2 separate regions of the Homo sapiens genome follow, and region 1 is linked to region 2. The links are chromatin contacts, found by Hi-C or POLR2A ChIA-PET in ENCODE. All regions are on one chromosome and are shown on one strand. Each heading gives the region's core, a stretch centred on a gene start or an enhancer-like site at or near the end of the contact. The rest is flanking DNA. Distances are from core to core; before and after follow the strand shown.

Region 1 (5,685 bases), core at 2,697-5,196, 1.1 Mb after region 2:
CCTGTTGGTGTTACAGCTCTTTTAGCCCGGCTATTTGGTGGGCCCCAAGTTCTTGTCCTGCGAACTGGAAGAATGAGGTATGCAGACAACTGAAGAGTGAGCAAGGTGAAGAAGAGCTTTATTGAGTGATAGAACAGCTCAGAGGAGACTTGCAGTGGGTCACTCCTTTCTGCAGCCAGGGTGTCCCGAAGAGTGTTCAGTTCCTAGCAGAGAGGAGCTGCCATCACTACTAGACCATATGCTCCAAAGGACATTCATTATTCTGTTTTATTCATTACTGTATACCAAACACCTAGCTCAGTGCTTAATACTGGTTGAAATTAAAAAAAAAATTGCCCAATGAATGTTCTCCACATATCAGTTAAATGATTAGAAGTCTAGACTATTCTTTAAAGAAGAAGCTGGATATTTCTTTTAGCATTCCTCTAGCTATTTATTGCTTACTTATATTTTGATTTATATTCAAGAACTCAGTTTGACAATGCTTTGTGGTTTCATTGACCAGAAATAAGAAATATGCAAAAATAATCAGATTTCCTGATCTCTTCTTAGAACCAGTGTTTTCTGATGACTCAAAATGCTATTCATGTGCAGGTTACCCTGAGAAAGATAGTAGAAGGTCTTTCTGTTCATTATTTGGCCATGACAAGCTCAGACATGAGGAATGATTCCACAAAGTATCATAATAAATATTAAATAAATAAAATTGTCACATATGCAGCATATTTGTCAAAATATAATTTTATCTAAGCATAAAGTGGATTTCATTTAAAAAGCTGTGATCTGAGAATATAAATGTGTTTATTCCTTCTTGGATTTATTTCTTTTGATGTACCTATATTTGCATATTACTTTTAGTATCCTTATTTACATGTTTTTCAAAATTTGAGTCAGGAGACATAAAGGAATTAATCCATTCTACATATTTTTCTTGTTAAAAATGCTTTTTTGGGGGGCAGTTTTCCTTCCTTAATGGATTCTGAGATCCTAGCTACAGATATTGCTAATGGACAGAGGAAATGTCTCCAAATGATTCTTGGATAGAGATTTTCTATACTTATCTATATCTATCATCTATCTATCTATCTATCTATCTATCTATCTATCTATCTATCATCTATCTATGTATCTATTTATTGACATAAATATAGATATATATATGTATACATAAAAATATAATTCTTATAAGCTGTAAATATTCATAGTGTTTTGAGAATTGCCATAGCTAAACTCAGCTGATGATGAAGATACTTCAAAATAATTATTTACACTTTTCAGCTATTTTTTTTAAACCTAGATTAAGCCTAGATTGACAAACTGGTAAAAGAAAAAGGAAATTTTACTCCTCGAGTTCATGCCACTTTTCACTGGGAAATATTCATCATGTAAAAGTGGTTCATAAATACCTGGACATTTTGCAATTTACCATGGTAGAAGTGTCCAATCTATATTATGCCCTAGCATTGGAAGCCTCAATTTCTGCTATGACCACCCAACTTCTTATATGTCTTATAAAGTATTTTTATGTTTTCAGGCGCTTCAACACTTTGTTTATAACAAATAAAAGCTTAATAACAACATATGCCTGTTTAAAAATATATCACCACAAAACATTTTATATAATTTTTAATTTTCTTAAGAATTTTTAACATGTTATAGATATATATAGATACATCAGTGTAGTTGTTAAAAACTAAAAACACTTTTTATTAAATGGAGTCACTACTAAGCACAGTGAATAGGGACTTAGGGACTTGCAATTCTACTGTATCAAATTGAACATTATGATAAGTATGATAATATGATTCTAGCTCTATGTTTATATTCAGTATTACAAAAGGAATATTTTCTAAAATATTAATATATGCTGGCAAATAGCCTTGTGTACCCATATGATATACTTTTTCAGTTTCACCAAGTTATGTAATGATGATTCTTAATCGTTGAAAAATGTGCCCGTCCCTTAATCTTTTCTGTCTTTCTTAATCTAATCCAGTAATATGCATCATGGAATGAACTGATTTCAAAATGTAATCCAACTTAACTCATAACAAGTGTTTAAAAAATACATTTATATTCAAATCTAAAAAATAATAGTTTCAATGTGTTAAGTGAATATTACTCTAGGAGATGCATTTACTATATCTTTATACGCTATATCTGTTTTGAGTTATATATCTGCAGCAGCTGGTTAAAACTCTTAAAAATCTCCATTTCAACATAGAAATCCAAGTGTATGTTTTCTTAAAAGATACAATTATAGCCTTACAAAATGTAAATCAAAAATATTAACATTGTTATTATACTAATTCCCAGGTGCTCACAAGACTTTAAATGTTTATAAAGGTTAATAATTCTTTATAAGGGTTCTATGTCTTCAACAAATCTTCTACTTATGCTTGTATTTGTGAGACAGATACATGATTTCAGATGAGGGAACTCTCACAAGAGAAACTCCAGTTCACCATGACAACACAGACCTCCTGCCACTTTGGATCTCAAAACGTCAGGACCGTTCGAATGCTGAAATGTAAAATGAGAGTTTTTAATGACTTGTTTTCATATCTTTCAAGAAAGGATAGTTTAAACAATTGTCCTTTCTATCTGTCATAGAAACTTCAAGTAAATTCTGTTATTGGAAATCCTCTGGGCTCAAAGTCCTTAACAATTAGTTTTCTTTGTTACGCAACTCTGATAAGGGTATCTGAGCTAATTCTGAAAGCATCAGTATAATTTCAGTATGCCAACAAGAGGGAAGTGGTTTCCAGGTTGAGGAGAAAGCATGAACAAGCCTAGGAACATGTGAACAGGAAAGGTAATCCAATATGTTTAGATTTCTGGGTGCCCAAGAGATCCTGCAAGTAGATGAGACCTACTTCCCTCACTTTATCCCAAAAGCCTGCTGCAGAGGGTGATAGAATGAATGCCAAATTCTTAACTGTTGAAACAAAATAGGTTTTAGTTCAATAATAAAGGCTTTCAAAACCATGCTAAGACATTGGCATTTTGGCAAAACTTGAGCTTGGCAGCTTAGTGAAAGACTAACTGGAATGTATTTTAATACAGAAGGTGGAAAACCTATTATCTCACTACCATGTCCATGTCAGAAATGATTAGACTGAATTAAAGCAATGAGCGTGGGCAATGAGATGAGGGATTCTGAAGGAGAAATCAAGGGTTGCATCATCAAGGCTTAGAATTGGTTTGTATGTGGTAGGCAAGAGTGAAAAAGAAGTCAGACATGATGCTATGGCTTCTCATCTATAAAAGAGGAACGCATAATATAATGACTGAGATAAAAATTACTGGCGAAAAAATATTTCCAAGTGGGACATTCAAATAGAGCTGTGCAGGAAGTAGGTGGAAATTGAAGAGTTTAGGTTTACAAATGTTAGTTTGGATGTCCCTGCTTTAAGGTGATATTTGAAGCAAAATTCCTGAAAGCAGAATTTATGTTTCTTTGGAAAACAAATAGTAATTATTTTCCAAGCAGGCCATACTAAGCTGTTAGTTTTGCTTATCTGAGTAAAGTAGTACTGAGTGGTTCTGACAGTTTTTCTTACAAAATCCCATTGTTTACTTGCTTAAAAAAATGTATGTTCATAATATGATGATCCTGTAGGCTAGACCAAATGTGGAGACAAGACACAACATTGAAAAATCTCTCAGGTAAAAAAAAAAATTAGTAAAAATTTGGATCTCAATATACAGTTCCTTTTACTAATGAAATCCACGTCCTTGGCACATAGTGGAAGCTCAATAATTATTTATAGGCCCAATGAGTGAAAGTCATTTCATCTTGTAGACAGGCTTTTTGATTGCTGTTTGAGACCTCCATGAGGTAGATGTTGTAGATAAAATTTGCATGAATTCATACTTGACCTCTATCCTTGCCCAACCCTCAGAAGCAACAAGAGTAGTAATCATCACACCCATGTTTACCCAAAGCTTGCCAAGCTCTGTCAGAGAAGTTTGTTATATGGTCAAAAGAGCACAAGTTTTGCAATTAGTTTATATCCTGGCACTACCCCAGGAGGTTTGACCAGTTATTTATTTGCTTTCACAACCTTGGTCTTCATCTAAAAATGGTAAAAATAATACCTGGCTTACAGGGATCTGAATAATGCACATTTGAGAAAGCACTTTGAAAACTGTAAAATAAGGAAATTTTGTGGCTTACTTGAAATAAATAGCAGCTTTATGATGAAATAAAAATAGCCACAATGAAATCAACTAGGTAAACAAAATCCAAAAGATTTTAAAAAATTGATTAATATAGTACAATGGCATACTAAGTTGGTGATATGGTTAGACTTTGTGTCCCCACCCAAATCTCATCTTGAATTATAATCCCTATAATCCCTACATGTCAAGGGAGAGACCAGGTGGAGGTAATTGAATCATGGGGCAGTTTCCCTCATGCTGTTCTCATGATAGTGAGTGAGTTTTCACAAGATCTGATGGTTTTGTAAGGGGCTCTTCCCGCTTTGCTCGACACTTCTCCTTCCTGCAGCCTGTGAAGAAGGTGCCTTGCTTCCTCTTTGCCTTCCACCATGATTATAAGTTTCCTGAAGCCCCCAGCCATGCTGAACTGTGAGTCAATTGAATCTGTTTGCTTTATAAATGACCCAGTCTCGGGCAGTTTTTTTTTTTTATAGTAGTATGAAAATACACTAATGCAGTGGGTAAAGAGAAGTAATTAGCTGTATCAATCTGGCTAGATTAAATAATTAGAAATAAAATATGAAGAAAACAGGCACATTTATAAGTACTAAATTTTAAAAGTAGCCTGTGGAGAAGAGACAAGATCATCATAAGAAACAGTTACCTTTGTCCTGAATTGAGCAGCTCAAATCCTTCACTGATTTTTTTAAATGGTAAAACATGAGTTATCAACTGGTCCAGGTCAAATTTCTTTGCCAGGAACTCAGTCACTAGTTTTGGGACATCATCTCTGCTTTTCAAACCTGCAAATAAGCACACATTTTCTCTTTAGACATTACTAAATAATCCTTATCTTTTATTATGTTATATTTATTCCTTCTCTTTCCTGCACTATGACTTTCCCTGTGTTAGATCATTCCCAGCAGTGTACAAATAAGCTGTATTTGTCCCAGCATAAGAAACAAAAGTTATGCAGCCATAAAAAAGAATGAGTTCATGTCCTTTGCAGGGACATGGATGAAGCTGGAAACCATCATTCTCAGCAAACTAACACAGGAACAAAAAACCAAACACCGCACGTTCTCACTCGTAAGTGGGAGTTGAACAATGAGAACACATGGACACAGGGAGGGGAATGACACATACCAGGGCCTGTCGGTGGGTGGCAGGCAAGGGGAGGGAGAGCATTAAGACAAATACCTAATGCATGCGGGGCTTAAAACCTAGATGATGGGTTGATGGGTGCAGCAAACCACCATGGCACTTGTATTCCAACGTAACGAACCTGCACGTTCTGCACATGTATCCCAGAACTTAAAGTAAAATAAAAATTAAATTAAATTAAAAAGAAACAAAGGTTAAAAAAACTCTTCTGATACCCACATCTCCTTCCAGTCACCCCATATCTTTGCTTCTATTGCAGAGAAACTTCTTTACTTTACAGAAAGAATTGTCTTCAGTTCACTGTTTCTGGATCCTGTTCCTTTCCTCTCACCCTCTCTGAGCCCACTCTGATTACGC
Region 2 (5,956 bases), core at 3,124-5,623:
GTTATGGTAGCTGATTATATTTTTAGAAGATAATCACAACAATGTCTCTTGCCCCACATATTTTTTTAGAACTTCCTACCACTCATTAAGAGTTGGGGTCTAATTCTCCTATTGAATCTGAGCACACTTATGTAACCATTAGAATGCAGCAGAAGGGATGCCATGTGACTTTCCTAGCTTAGGTCATAAAAGGCAATGCTGCTTCCGCTCTGATTGTTGGAATACCAGCCTGCTTGGAGCCCTGAGAAATCCGAGTACCTGGAGGTTGCTGTGTCAGGAAGCTAAGCCTTGTAGAAAGGTCCCAAGTCTCAGGTATCAGATTTCAGGTCAGAAATCCTAGTCTTTGAGTCCTTTCATGCCAGTCACCAGCCATGTGAGTGAATGAACTGTTAGATGATTTAGATCATGCCAGCTTCAGCCACTGAGTCACTCCCAGTCACCCCTAGCCTTTGAGACTCTGCATCAAGGCTGTAGATTTTGTGAAGTAGAGACCAGCCATCTTGAATGTGCCCTTTGTGATTCCCGATTCATAGAATCTATGAGCGTAATAAAATGGCTTTTGTTTTATGCCAGTAAATTTGGGGTGGTTTGTTATATAAAAACGTTTTTATATAAAACACTGAAAAGATACATTTCCTCAGTGAGCAATAGATTGCTATTGAAATTCATCAAAGTAGGAACTACCTGCTGAATAAATGTTAACTGAGTTTTTCTTTCATTTCAAATGAAGATAGCCTAAAAAGACATTTGCCTAGAGAAATTTGGTTTCTTTACTTGTTCTTTATTCTGACATTAATTGTCTTGAAGAGATATTAATTGACTGTTCTAGCAGCCAGGAAAGAAATGTATATGCTTAAAGAGTGCTGTGGGTTTTAACATAGCTTTATGATAAATTTTACCAGTTTGGCTAATGAAAAATGTCAATTAGTACTTTTAAATTATTAAGAATAGTTTCCACAAAAGTTTAGTATTTTTATTAACACAGGAGCCTAATAAAACCTTGTAGGAACAAAGGAATATCTGTACTGATCTCTCCAACTGAAAATTGTTATCCCTGATACTAATTTTAATGTTAATGTAAAATATTAGCATCATCACTAGTATATTTGGCAGTTGTTTGAGTCATCTTTCCTGTCACTTCTTAGAAGACAGTGGATTTTCTAGGTTGATCACCATTGAATAAAATTATAACTGTCATAAAATTATCAAGGGATTTCTGTTATGTAGTACATATTATGATTTCCTAAAATAATATAATAATTATAATAATGGGCACTTTTTATTAATATATTAATATTTATAATAAATAATTATAAATAAATTATAAATAATTTAAATAAATAATAAATTTAAATTATAAATAATAAATAATTGTAAATAAACATTATAAATTATTTATAATATTTATTTATAAATATATTCATATTTATTATAATAATGGGCACATTTTATTAAGATTATTGCCATGGCTGGGCACGGTGGGCTCATGCCTATAATTCTAGCATGTTGCGAAGCTGAGGCAGGAGGATGGCTTGAGCTCAGGAGGTCGAGACCAGCCTGGGCAACATAGAAAGACTCTGTCTGTCCAAAAAAATAAAATTAGCTGGGCGTTGTAGTCAGCACCTGTGGCCCCATATATTCAGCTTGCTGAGGTGGGAGGATTGCCTAAGCCCAGGAAGTTAAGGTTGCAGTGAGCCATTATTGTGCCACTGCACTCCAGCCTGGGTTACAGAGTGAGACCCTGTCTCAAAAAAAAAAAAAAAAATTATTGCCGTGAGTGCCAGGAGCCAAAGTATTGTAGGCCTGTCGCATCCAGACACAATGTATGTGATTAGGCTCTCTCTGTGTAGAGCCTAATCACATATACACAGACATAATTCTTGAACTTTATGAGAATAGGTCTTTAGGCATTGTGTGAAATAAAATTTTACAAATTGTATTTTGCTCTTATTTATTATAGTTTAATATTGTAGTTGTGAAGATCATCTGTCAGATTCTTCACCCTCTCATCAAACATGACAAGTAAGACTAGAGTGTTTCTATTTCAGACTAAAATAGAGTTTTAATTCCATTTAAGAATGAATGAGGCCAGGCGCGGTGGCTAACGCCTATAATCCTAGCACTTTGGGAGGCCTAGGTGGGCAGATCACCTGAGGTCAGGAGTTCAAGACCAGCCTGGTCAACATGGTGAAACCCCGTGTCTACTAAAAATACAAAAAATTAGCTGGGCGTGGTGGCAGGTGCCTGTAATCCCAGCTGTTTGGGAGGCTGAGGCAGGAGAATCCCTTGAAACCAGGAGGTGGAGGTTGTAGTGAGCCAAGATCACGTCATTGCACTTCAGCCTGGGCAACGAGAGTGAAACTCCGTCTTAAAAAAAAAAAAAAAAAAAAAAAAGAATGAATGAAAAATTACTGCTTAGAAAATTTTTATCACATTTCTAAAATAGAGAAGATGACTTAGAGTGAAATAAAGTCATTGTTTTTAGTATAGCCCATTTTAATAAAAATATTTCTTAATCAAGACAGTTTGTGTCATAATTTCTAAAAAAACATGCCAGTGCAAGTAACTCAAAAGTAATGTAGGTTTTCAGGATTTACTAAATTTTCACTATAGTGAGTAGTATGAGTATCCTAGCATAATTTCCTGTCCTAGAGGAATTTTCAATCTAATAGTAGAACTATACAAGTAGGGTTCTATGTACCTAGAACTATAAAACTAACAAAATGAAAAATACAGAAAAAATAAAACTGTATAAAATTCTACAAAAATAATCTCATAAATAGATTACAAACTTATTGATGAAGTTTAATTTTGGGATTTAACCACTTGGTGTAGAGTTCAAACTGCTTGACTCACACATAGGACAGGTTGATTACATTCATATAAGCCCTTATATTTTATGAAATCTTGTAATGAATTATAATTAACCTGGAACAAAAGAGGTGTATCTAGTGGATAGATGTGTGTGTAAGTGGTGAATAGGCACAGAGTTACAATGTCATTGCAACCTGGAGAGTCATACTGGGAGCAAAGACCATGTATATGAATAGGTATGACTACATGTTAAAGTAATAAATTCATGGATTAAGGTAGAAGTTAGGTGTGTAACATTTATGAAATATAGTTTGGAGTTTTCATTAAATAGAATAGTTTTTAGCTCTTTTGTTTCTCTTCAAATATTAGAAATATTTCTAATTATCCAAGTACTGCATGAATTGCCTTTGAAATATTGCACACATGCACCTGAACAGTTACTTTTTTGCTCAGATATTTTTTTTTTCAGATCATGTGTACATAATGTATGTTCACAAAACATATTTAGTATTTAGGTACATTCCTGTTAGATCTTGCATCTGTGGAACTTCATCGTGGAAACTAATTTATCAAAGTAGCACATTCACATTAGTTTCATATTCTTTTTAATTTTCAATTTTATTGGGACCAAGTAATAATTATGAAGGTAGTGATAAATGATTAAACTTTAAATACTTTTTCTAAGCTCTCAGTTTTCTTATTTGTTTTTCTTTTTTTTACTATAAGTTTTAGGGTACATGTGCACAACATGCAGGTTTGTTACATATGTATACATGTGCCATGTTGGTGTGCTGTACCCATTAACTCGTCATTTAACAATAGGTATATCTCCTAATGCTATCCCTCCCCGCTACCCCCATCCCACAACAGGCCCCAGTGTGTGATGTTCCCCTTCCTGTGTCCATGTGTTCTCAGTGTTCAGTTCCCACCTATGAGTGAGAACATGCGGTGTTTGGTTTTTTGTCCTTGCCATAGTTTGCTGAGAATGATGGTTTCCAGCTTCATCCATGTTCCTACAAAGGACATGAACTCATCGTTTTTTATGGCTGCATAGTATTCCATGGTGTATATGTGCCACATTTTCTTAATCCCGTCTATCATTGTTGGACATTTGGGTTGGTTCCAAGTCTTTGCTATTGTGAATAGTGCCGCAGTAAACATACGTGTGCATGTGTCTTTATAGCAGCATGATTTATAATCCTTTGGGTATATACCCAGTAATGGGATTGCTGGGTCAAGTGGTATTTCTAGTTCTAGATCCCTGAGGAATCACCACACTGACTTCCACAATGGTTGAACTGGTTTACCGTCCCACCAACAGTGTAAAAGTGTTCCTGTTTCTTCACATCCTCTCGAGCACCTGTTGTTTCCTGACTTTTTAATGATCGCCATTCTAACTGGTGTGAGATGGTATCTCATTGTGGTTTTGATTTGCATTTCTCTTAAGGCCTAGTGATGATGAGCATTTTTTCATGTGTCTGTTGGCTGCATAAATGTCTTCTTTTGAGAAGTGTCTGTTTATATCTTAACAGCAAGCATCTGTAGCCGCAGCAGCAGTGAAGAGAAGCATGATTTTTTTTCATATCATTAGAAGTCAGTGAAATGGGGAATAACTGGAGAATTTGATTATAATACAGTAGTCCCCCTTTATCCACAGGGATATGTTCCAAGATCAAGAGGCATGATTTTTGTGCTTAAACTTTTTTAGCTTGCTAAGAAGTAAGATAATTTGAATGGTGACTGAATATGTGATAATTATACAAGGTAGCCCTTTTTTTACTGTAGATATGTCACCTACCCATGAAAATGGGACAACTTATTTAATTCTCAGCAATCACAAAATTCTAAAATCTTTTGGAATAAATTTAACATTAAAGAATCTATATAAAAATAGAAACTTTCATGTTTATCAAGGTATAAACAAAATGTGGGAGCCTAGAAAAGGAAGGTTCCTCTGACTGCAGGAATACAGAAAGCTTCATGCAAGACTTGGCATATTAGTTGACTTCGCCAAGTAAGTAGCCATGCTAGATGTGGAAAATGCACAGAAAGGAATTTTAGAAAAGAATTTAATTCTCACAATTGTGAAAATGAAAGTGTGCTTGGGAAAAAGCCAATAATGTGGTGGGACTGACACACATGATGTTGTGTGAGAAAGTAATGGGAGATGGCATAATGTGAGTTGTAAAAGTTTCTGATCGGTTTAGGACCAGCTCTGGTAAACAAAAAAAAAAAAAAAAAAAAAGAAAGAAAAGTAGGAAACTGAAAATACAACATAGTAAAACTGAAAATATTATAATTTTTAAACACAGTCCTTTCCACTTGACATGCTAACAGAAACTACTATTCCTACTTCATTAGAGAAGCTTTTAAAAATAGCTTCATTCTGTCAGATACTAAACCCTTTAGATAAGTAAAACATAATATTCAAGAGAGATTGCTATTATTTCCAGCTGCTAAGCCAGGTGCCCCAAATTGACTTAATGCCATTCATTTTGAGATAAACTTGAAATTCTTCCATTCATGCATTGGCTGTATTCTAGGTACTTGAAAACCACATTAGCACAGAAATATTTTTTTTTTTGGATTTGATGTGGATAGTGATGCTTTCAAAGTAAAGCTTTGTTACTAGATAGTTATGTGAAAATAATAGATACAGAAAAAAATTGAGTGACATTTGAAGTGAGGTAAAAATGTCTTGAACTTTTACAAGCTCAGTTAGCAGTTCTTGTGTACTTGTCTCCTGTCGGTTTTATCATCAGCAATGGTATAATTGTCCAAAGATAACAAACACATATCTATCTATATACCCATGTATCTACTTACTGGCATATAGTAAAGTGATAGAATTGATTAACATTTAAAAGTATGAAGTTTTAGATCCAATAACCTTGAAAATAAAGCTACCATTTCTGAATAATATTGTGAGGAAGATAAACTGAAAAATGCCACCACAAATAACATAAAGAATTTCATGACTTCCTAGTTTAACATGACACTGTCTTGAGATTTGTTCTTTGGGACAGTCCTTTCTTCACAGTCAAGTGTATTCTTTGTTGTTGGTGATGATCTTAAGTACTTTTATGGTCAAATTATTTAAATATTAAAACAGCATCACTTTCCTCATTAGTTTTTCTTAGAT

What was found. A loop is a pair of places that touch in the nucleus more often than their neighbours do. ChIA-PET counts read pairs that join two places held with the same protein, here RNA polymerase II (POLR2A). Pooled maps may share reads with other maps.
Region 1: POLR2A ChIA-PET joins it to region 2 with 10 read pairs in activated T-cell. The contact joins two enhancer-like sites. A Hi-C loop is called at or near these places in 4 of 37 single-sample maps with no recorded cell type and 4 of 50 pooled maps. POLR2A ChIA-PET finds 5 or more read pairs at or near these places in 2 of 52 experiments (MCF 10A and activated T-cell).

Annotation. Positions count from the first base shown.
Region 1 is chr4:99,410,650-99,416,334 of GRCh38, forward strand. It overlaps ADH7 (alcohol dehydrogenase 7 (class IV), mu or sigma polypeptide), which reads right to left. Exons shown (of 9, transcript NM_000673.7): 8 at 4,829-4,967; 9 at 1,614-2,523. The coding sequence ends at 2,499. Among named protein-coding and RNA genes, the nearest start is that of ADH7, 22 kb to the right of the region's middle. Within about 2 kb of position 3,947, at least 3 of the 41 ENCODE cell types and tissues checked have a DNase peak (open chromatin) inside an H3K27ac peak, as active enhancers do.
Region 2 is chr4:98,284,517-98,290,472 of GRCh38, forward strand. All of the region lies in intron 1 of RAP1GDS1 (Rap1 GTPase-GDP dissociation stimulator 1), which reads left to right. Among named protein-coding and RNA genes, the nearest start is that of RAP1GDS1, 26 kb to the left of the region's middle. Within about 2 kb of position 4,374, at least 3 of the 41 ENCODE cell types and tissues checked have a DNase peak (open chromatin) inside an H3K27ac peak, as active enhancers do.